Linked DNA regions of Homo sapiens: all the other regions are linked to region 3. A link is a loop called in an ENCODE intact Hi-C map of the cell type or tissue named here. Cell type or tissue: natural killer cell. All regions are shown on one strand.

What was found. Hi-C counts contacts between places; a loop is a spot of excess contacts. Peaks named below come from ENCODE experiments on the same cell type or tissue, not always from the same donor. Only the 100,000 strongest peaks of a DNase experiment are listed, where the experiment ranks them.
Region 1: a loop joins it to region 3, with 8 times the contacts of the local background. A loop is called at or near these places in 15 of 110 quality-filtered maps.
Region 2: it touches region 3 in a loop (3-fold over the local background); 2 of 110 quality-filtered maps call a loop at or near these places.

The regions. Positions count from the first base shown.
Region 1 is chr14:52,145,539-52,148,038 of GRCh38, reverse strand. No RefSeq gene overlaps it. Among named protein-coding and RNA genes, the nearest start is that of LINC02319, 21 kb to the right of the region's middle. In natural killer cell, no CTCF peak of the experiment used is centred here; no DNase peak of the experiment used is centred here.
Region 2 is chr14:51,846,318-51,848,817 of GRCh38, reverse strand. It overlaps a transcript of GNG2 not described here. Among named protein-coding and RNA genes, the nearest start is that of GNG2, 13 kb to the left of the region's middle. RefSeq lists enhancers at 507-656, 1,218-1,277, 1,608-1,707. In natural killer cell, no CTCF peak of the experiment used is centred here; DNase peaks (open chromatin) are centred at 487, 1,437, 1,827 and 2,097; H3K4me3 peaks cover 1,128 bases; H3K27ac peaks cover 2,500 bases.
Region 3 is chr14:52,271,395-52,273,894 of GRCh38, reverse strand. The region is part of intron 1 of PTGDR (prostaglandin D2 receptor); the gene reads right to left. Among named protein-coding and RNA genes, the nearest start is that of PTGDR, 4.9 kb to the right of the region's middle. In natural killer cell, CTCF peaks have their summits at 1,131 and 1,333 (motif pointing right); a DNase peak (open chromatin) is centred at 1,334; H3K4me3 peaks cover 1,109 bases; H3K27ac peaks cover 1,326 bases.

The DNA.
Region 1 (2,500 bases), 130 kb after region 3:
AGTGTGTGTTGTTTCCCTCCATGTGTCCATGTGTTCTCATCATTCAGCTCCCACTTATAAGTGAGAACATTATGTTGTGTGGTTTTCTGTTCCTGTGTTAGTTTGCTGAGCATAATGGCTTCCAGCTCCATCCATGTCCCTGCAAAGGACATGATCTCTTTCCTTTTATGGCTGTATAGTATTCCATGGTGTATATATACCACATTGTCTTTATTCAGTCTATCATTGATGGGCATTTGGGTTGATTCCGTGTCTTTGCTATTGTGTCTAGTGCTGCACTGAACATAATGCATGCATGAATCTTTATAATAGAATGATTTATATTCCTTTGAGTATATACCCAGTAATGGGACTGTTGGGTCAAATGGTACTTCTGCCTCTAGGCCTTTGAGGAATCACTACACTGTCTTCCACAATGGTTGAACTAGTTTACACTCTCATCAACAGTGTAAAAGTGTTCCTTTTTCTCCACAACCTTGCCAGCATCTGTGGTTTCTTGACTTTTAAATAATCACCATTCTGACTGGCATGAGATGCTATCTCATTGTGGTTTTGATTTGCATTTCTCTAATGATCAGTGATGTTGAGCTTTTTATCATATGTTTGTTGACCACATGTACGTCTTCTTTCGAGAGGTGTCTGTTCATGTCCTGGAAGAGACACAACAAAAAAAGAAAACTTCAGGTCAATATCCCTGATGAATGTCAATGCCAAAATCCTCAATAAAATACTGGCAACCCAAATCCAGCAGTACATTAAAAAGCTTATCCACCGCAATCGAGTTGGCTTCATCCCCAGGATGCAAGCTTGGTCAATGTACGCAAATCAATAAATGTGATTCATCACATAAACAGAGCTAAAGACAAAAACCACATGATTATCTCAATAGATGCAGAAAAGGCCTCCGACAAAATTCAACATCCCTTCTTGTTAAAAATGCTCAATAAACTAGGTATTGAAGGAATATACCTCAAAATAATAACAGTCATTTATGACAAAGCCACAGCCAATATCATACTGAATGGGCAAAAGCTAGAAGCATTCTTCTTGAAAACTGGCACAAGAAAAGGATGCCCTCTCTCACCACTCCTATTCAACATAGTATTGGGAGTTCTGGCCAGGGTAATCAGGCAGGAGAAAAAATAAAGTGTATTCAAATTGGAAGAGAGGAAGTCAAACTATCCCTGTTCACAGATAACATGATCCTATACCTAGAAAATCCCCATCATCTCAGCCCAAAAGCTTCTTAAGCTGATAAACAACTTCAGCAAAGCGTCAGGATACAAAATCAATGTGCAAAAATTGCTAGCATTTCTATACGCCATCTACAGGCAAGCAGAGAGCCAAATAGTGAATGAACTCCCATTCACAATTGCAAAAAAAAAAAAGGATAAGTTACCTAGGAATACAGCTAACAAGGGAAGTGAAGGACTTCTTCAAGAAGAACTGTAAATTACTGCTCAAAGAAATCAAACAGGACACAAATCAGAGAGAACTGGCTAGTCATATGCAGAAAATTGAAACTGGACCCCTTCCTTACACCTTATACAAATGGAAAAACATTCCATGATCATGGATAGGAAGAATTAATATTGTTAAAGTGGCCATACCAGACAAAGTAATTTATAGATTCAATGCTATTCCCATTAACATTCTTCACAGAATTACAAAAAACTCTTTTAAAACTCATGTGAAACCAAAAAAGAGCTCGAATAGCCAAGACAATCCTAAGCAAAAATAACACAGCTGGAGGCATCATGCTACCTGACTTCAAACTATATTACAAGGCTGCAGTAACCAAACAGCATGGTACTGGTATAAATGCACATGCATAGACCAATGGAACTGAATAGAGAACTCAGAAATAAGACTACCCACCTACAACCATCTGATCTTTGACAAACCTGACAAAAACAAGTAATGAGGGAAGGATTCCCTATTTAATAAATGGTGCTGGGAGAACTGGCTAGCCACATGCAGAAAATTGAAATTGAACCCCTTCATTATACCTTACACAAAAATTAACTCAAAATGGATTCAAGCCTCAAATATAAAACCCCAAACTATAAAAACCCTAGAAGAAAATCTAGGCAATCCCATTCAGGACATAGGCATGGCCAAAGATTTCATGATGAAAATGCCAAAAGCAATCACAACAAAAGCAAAAATTGACAAATGGAATCTAATTAAACAAAAGAGCTTCTACACAGCAAAAGAAACTATCATCAGCCTACAAAATGGGAGAAAATCTTTGCAATTTATCCATCTGACAAACGTCTAATATCCAGAGTCTACAAGGAACTTAAATTTACAGGAAAAGCATTTCTACACACTAACAACATCCAAGCTGACAGCCAAATCAGGAACACAATCCCATTCACAATAACCACAAAAAGAATAAAATATCTAGGAATACAGCTAATCAGGGAGGTGAAAGATCTCTACAATGAGAATTACAAAATACTGTTCAAAGAAATCAGAGAGTCCAGAAATAAAGCTA
Region 2 (2,500 bases), 430 kb after region 3:
CAACTTCTTCTGGGCAGCCCCACAGGTGTCCAGGACTGCAAATCTCTGCATTCCTCCAACACTAGCCCATTCGAGCCTAGGTGTGGCATCAGATCTTGCTGTTGGTTTCCTGATCCCCACACATACCTCTGTAAATACTCCCTTCATTCTCCTAAAAATGGTGTGCCTTCTATTTCCTAATATACCCAGGCTGATACAAACATCCTCCTGCAGGAGAAGACATTTAGACAGAGACCTGAAGGAAGTGAGAGGAGGCCTCCTAACATCTAGGGAAGAATATTTCAACAAGTGCACAGTACTCTCCCCTGAGACTGCAGAAGTTGGGTGTGTTCAGAAGCATCAAGGAGGGGTCAGCATGGATAGAGCAGAATGCACACATAGGGTATAAGGATGGGGCAGTAGTCGGGGGCTATACTTCATAGAGTTTTGTTGGTCACGGTTGTATTCTGAGTGTGATGTACAGCCACGGGGTGGGAAATGGTCTGAACAAGGGCATGACATGATCTGACTTGCATTGTGAGACCAGAATGACGCTAGCCAAAATAGAAACTAGAACAATGAGGAGGGCCTTTTGGAATTTAGAAAGATGATGTTGGCTTGGCTTAGGATGACAAATAGTAAAGGCAAGGGGGAGAGATTGGATTCAGGCTCTATTTTGAAACTAGGGCTATAAGAATTTGCTGCTGACTTGGATGTGAGGGAAGGAGAGTAAGGGTGAGGAAGACTCCAAAGTGAATGGTGACTGGTGGAGCTATTTACTAGGATGGACTCAAGAGAGTGGAGGGGGCAGTGTGGAGTGAAGAGGGAAGGAAATCAAGAATTTGTTCATCTCAATTTCCAAAGAGGAAAAAGGAAAAGCCTAATCTTCCACTGTTAAAAAGGAAGATGAGAGGTAATTTTTCATTTTACAAAAAAAAAAAAAAAAAAAAAAAAAAAGAAAAAGGACCTGTATTCATAGAGTAACATCCCTATGTCCTGGCCTATTAGAATATCGCCATTAGAAGACTTTTTAAAATCAAGGAGCACATTCTCAATTTTAGTTGGAAGTGCGATCACCTCTTGGTAATTTGACTCTCCAAAGGTCAGACTAAATAAATCCAGGAGCTAAGGCCTTCTGAGGGTCCATGGCCCCTCTCGTCTGTGATAAAACTCAACCCGCCTGTAGGTGGAAGATTCTACACCACTGAGGATTCTAATTATCCTGCCTGTAAAAGATAATCTCACTGGTTAACTTCACATGACTTTCTTTTTTTTAAATTTGAAATGTGACTACCTTCAGCTCCAGGATGTGACAGGAAACAAGACTCAACAGATACTTCCGCTTTTCTTGGGACAGCACCCTTCAGCCCACTTCCGTAGTCAGGGCTACTCTTACCATAAAAGTAGAGCTGTGCCCCCACCCAAACCAAGAGGCTCACTTCTTACACAACGTCGGTTACCTGCTTTTCCTTTGCAGACTTGAAGTGTCAGAGAATCTGCCAATTGGGGTTGACACTCCCGCTTACAGACTTCCCTCTACAGACGCTGCAGAGACCAAGTGGCATTCGTCACCTCTCCTCTGTGCTGAGGGGAGAAGGCGACGCCCTGTGCCTCATGGTGGGGTCAGCTGCATGCTCACTCCCACCCTCCCAGTCTGCAGCCTGCCTGGGGATGCCAGTTCACAGGCCTGTCTTGATGCCAACGGGCGTTTGTTGTTGTTGTTGATTTCATAATGACCTCTGTCTAAAAATTCTGTAGGCTTCCAGGAAGGGACACAGCATACCGTGATAAAATGGATTTTTCCACCCCTCCCCCCCTCTGGTTACCATGGAAACTCTGAATGACTGATTTCCTGGTTGCCATGTAGATGCAGTGGGATCCCAGCCGCTGCACCACACAAAGACGTCAGTAAGAATAGCGAGAAAACAAAACAAAACCAAAAGAATCATGTTTGAAAAGACAAAGGATTGCATCTCAAGCTTTCTTCTCTCACACAAAAGTGGAGGGAAGGAAGCAATTGTAATTAGGAATGGTGCCCTTCCTGGAGTAGGGGTGCATGCACCTGTCCCACATGGGAGGGAAGACTGGAAAAAGGGGAAATCCCTTTTTTGTAGCCAGGGGTGTTGGCATGGTGACGGGCAGGCAGATGCCATTCTCAGGTGACTAGAGCCCTTCAGCACTCAGCCTGCGTTCCACCAAGGAAACCTGAAATATTCAGCTGGGTGGCAGAATTAAGTTAGGTAGAAAACAAAGCAAAAAACAGGTCGCACACACATTTTTTTAGAATGTTCTTCTTTTTATAGTTCTAAATTTTAGAATTAAGATTCCAAATGCTTGAATTTAATATGGGGTTGAGGTTGAATTTTTACTTCTATCCAACAACTTCAGAGAATTAACAACAAATTTAGCTGCTTTCCTGTCTTTTTAAAATTGATTTGTAACAGCCTGATAAAACCACATAAGAAAAATTGATTAATCCAGGTTTATATGGTTTTCATAACCTAGGTATTATCCATCTTTA
Region 3 (2,500 bases):
CCATTGCTTTCCACTCTGCCTAAGGCTGGCCACTTTTTTCTTTTTTCCATTACATTCTCTATGCCTACAATTCTAAATACATTTTAGGATAAATGGACTCTAATGGAACAGGAAGCGTGCAAACTCAACATTAGTAAGAAGGGATATGGATAAGAGACTGGACCCATTCGAGGCAATCAGAGAGCATCTCCTGGAGAAGATGCATTTTTCCCATAATCATTTCCTTACTGTTCTACTTTCTTCTCTGTAGAGCATTTCAGCAGGCTCAGCCACTCCAATCTAGTGCATTTAGGAAGACACCTTACACTGGACTCAGCTGTTTAATCTGGATGCCCTCGCCCATCTGAAGTCGGGCGGGGGCGGAGGGAATCTTAACAACTTCTCCATAACATAAATATTGTATTTGATTAATCTTGATGAAAAGTTTGTTGGAGTATGATTTTTAAAATTCACTTTAATGCTGAACACTTAACTAGATTGAATTTTCAAATTTCCAGTTTGATACAATCGGAAGAAAGTGCAAGTGTAGAGAATATGGCATGAGCTTCAGAGGCATTCTCTAAGGCATATAACATATTTTCAGGCCGGGCACGGTGGCTCACGCCTGTAATCCCAGCACTCTGGGAGGCTGAGGTGGGTGGATCATTTGAGGTCAGGAGTTCGAGACCAGCCTGGCCAACATGGTGAAACACCGTCTCTACTAAAAATACAAAAATCAGCCGGGCATGGTGGTGGGCGCCTGTAATCCCAGCTACTCGGGAGGCTGAGGCAGGAGAATTGCTTGAACCTGGGAGGCCGAGGTTGTAGTGCGCCTAGATTGTGCCATTGTACTCCAGCCTGGGTGACAAGAGTGAAACACTGTCTCAAAAAACAAACAAAAAAACATATTTTCACCCAAATCATTTTTACCTTAGAAAACCACAATGTCCTGGAGGTTGGTGGGGGAGCAGGGATGGATGAGAGAGGGTGTGCGTGTATATACTAGGCGTTACGAGAGAGAGGGTCTGTAAGCCAGGTAAAGATAAGTACAAGCTATTTAATCACTTGTCAGAATCCATGAAATCAGAGATGAGAGAGCTCTCCTGTGTATGCCATTTTGAGGAGCAGAAAGAATAGGTGCGATGCTCCTTTCAAAGGAGGCTGTTGGAGGCCCGTAAGGGACAACAGGCAAGTGATGGGCCCAGGGAAAGGGTCTGAGGTAGATTTAAAGGGATAGAGCAGAGGGCAAGGTCTGTTGTGTTACAGTGCGTGGACTGGATAGAAGAGGGCATCAGAAGCCAGAGAGGGCTGCCTGGCAGGGATGTCCAGGAGGTGGCAACAACATTATTTCAATGACTCCCAACTCCATCAGAGGGCGTTCTTCTCACACCAATTCTTTCTGGATATTGAGCACTTTTAAAAATGCCCATGTATTTTTTTTTTTTTTTTAAGACAGAGTCTCACTCTGTCACCCAGGCTGGGGTGCAGTGGCACAATCAAGGCTCAATGCAGCCTTGACCTTCTGGGCCCAAGCAATCCTCCCACCTCAGCCAAGTAGCTGGGACTACAGGCATGTGTCACCACGCCTGGCTAGTTATTTTTATTTTTTTTGTAGAGGCAGGGTCTCACTGTGTTGCCCAGGCTGGTCTCAAACACCTGGGCTCAAACAGTCCTCCTGATTTGGCCTCCCAAAATGCTACGATTACAAGTGTGAGCCACCAGCCCCAATGAACAATACATTTCTAATACAAATCCAGTGACTTGAATGTCAACCTAATGGATTTGACATGGATAAATGCTGCCTAGAAAATAAAATAATTTGTTTTAATTATGCTAGTATCATTCAGTTGTCTAGATCCCAACTAATCAAGCATTCTCAAATAGTTGGAACTATATTTTGCCACACTCCACTTTGAGGAGAAAGGGGCAAATAGAAAAAAAACTCATGTAAAATGTTTTCTTTTTAAGTCAACTTAACCATATAGCTTATTGTCACCCATGTCTCCCCCTTCAGATAAAGATACAATTGCTAGGTCCATTACTTAGAAGAGTGTAAAATCTCCAATACCTATTCAATGTGTCCAGTAGGTCAAAACTACTGTCATTACAAACATGTGATTTGCCTTTTTCCCCTTCATTCTCTCACAAGTGTACAGTGAATTTTATGGAGGCTAGATAACAAATGATGACATCACTTTCACAAAGAATAGAATATGTGGTTGTTTATCCTTGTGTTTTCTAGACCTTTTAAGGTGGCAGGTTGAGGGTACACACGTGAATTTTCAGAGACTGTTTTCAGTACTTTTGTGCTCTTAACAGGATTTTTCCACTTTACTTGCTATAATCTCTGTAACCTTATTGTCATCAAATCATTGTGAAATCCCCACATTTTCCTTGTACATATGGAAAACACAAGAGGTACATTTTATCTTGTTTTGCAATCATATGTTTAGAATTTCTTAGTTTTATTTTCTAATATGAGAAATACTGATGATTTAATCCACATAAAAGCCATCTGGGT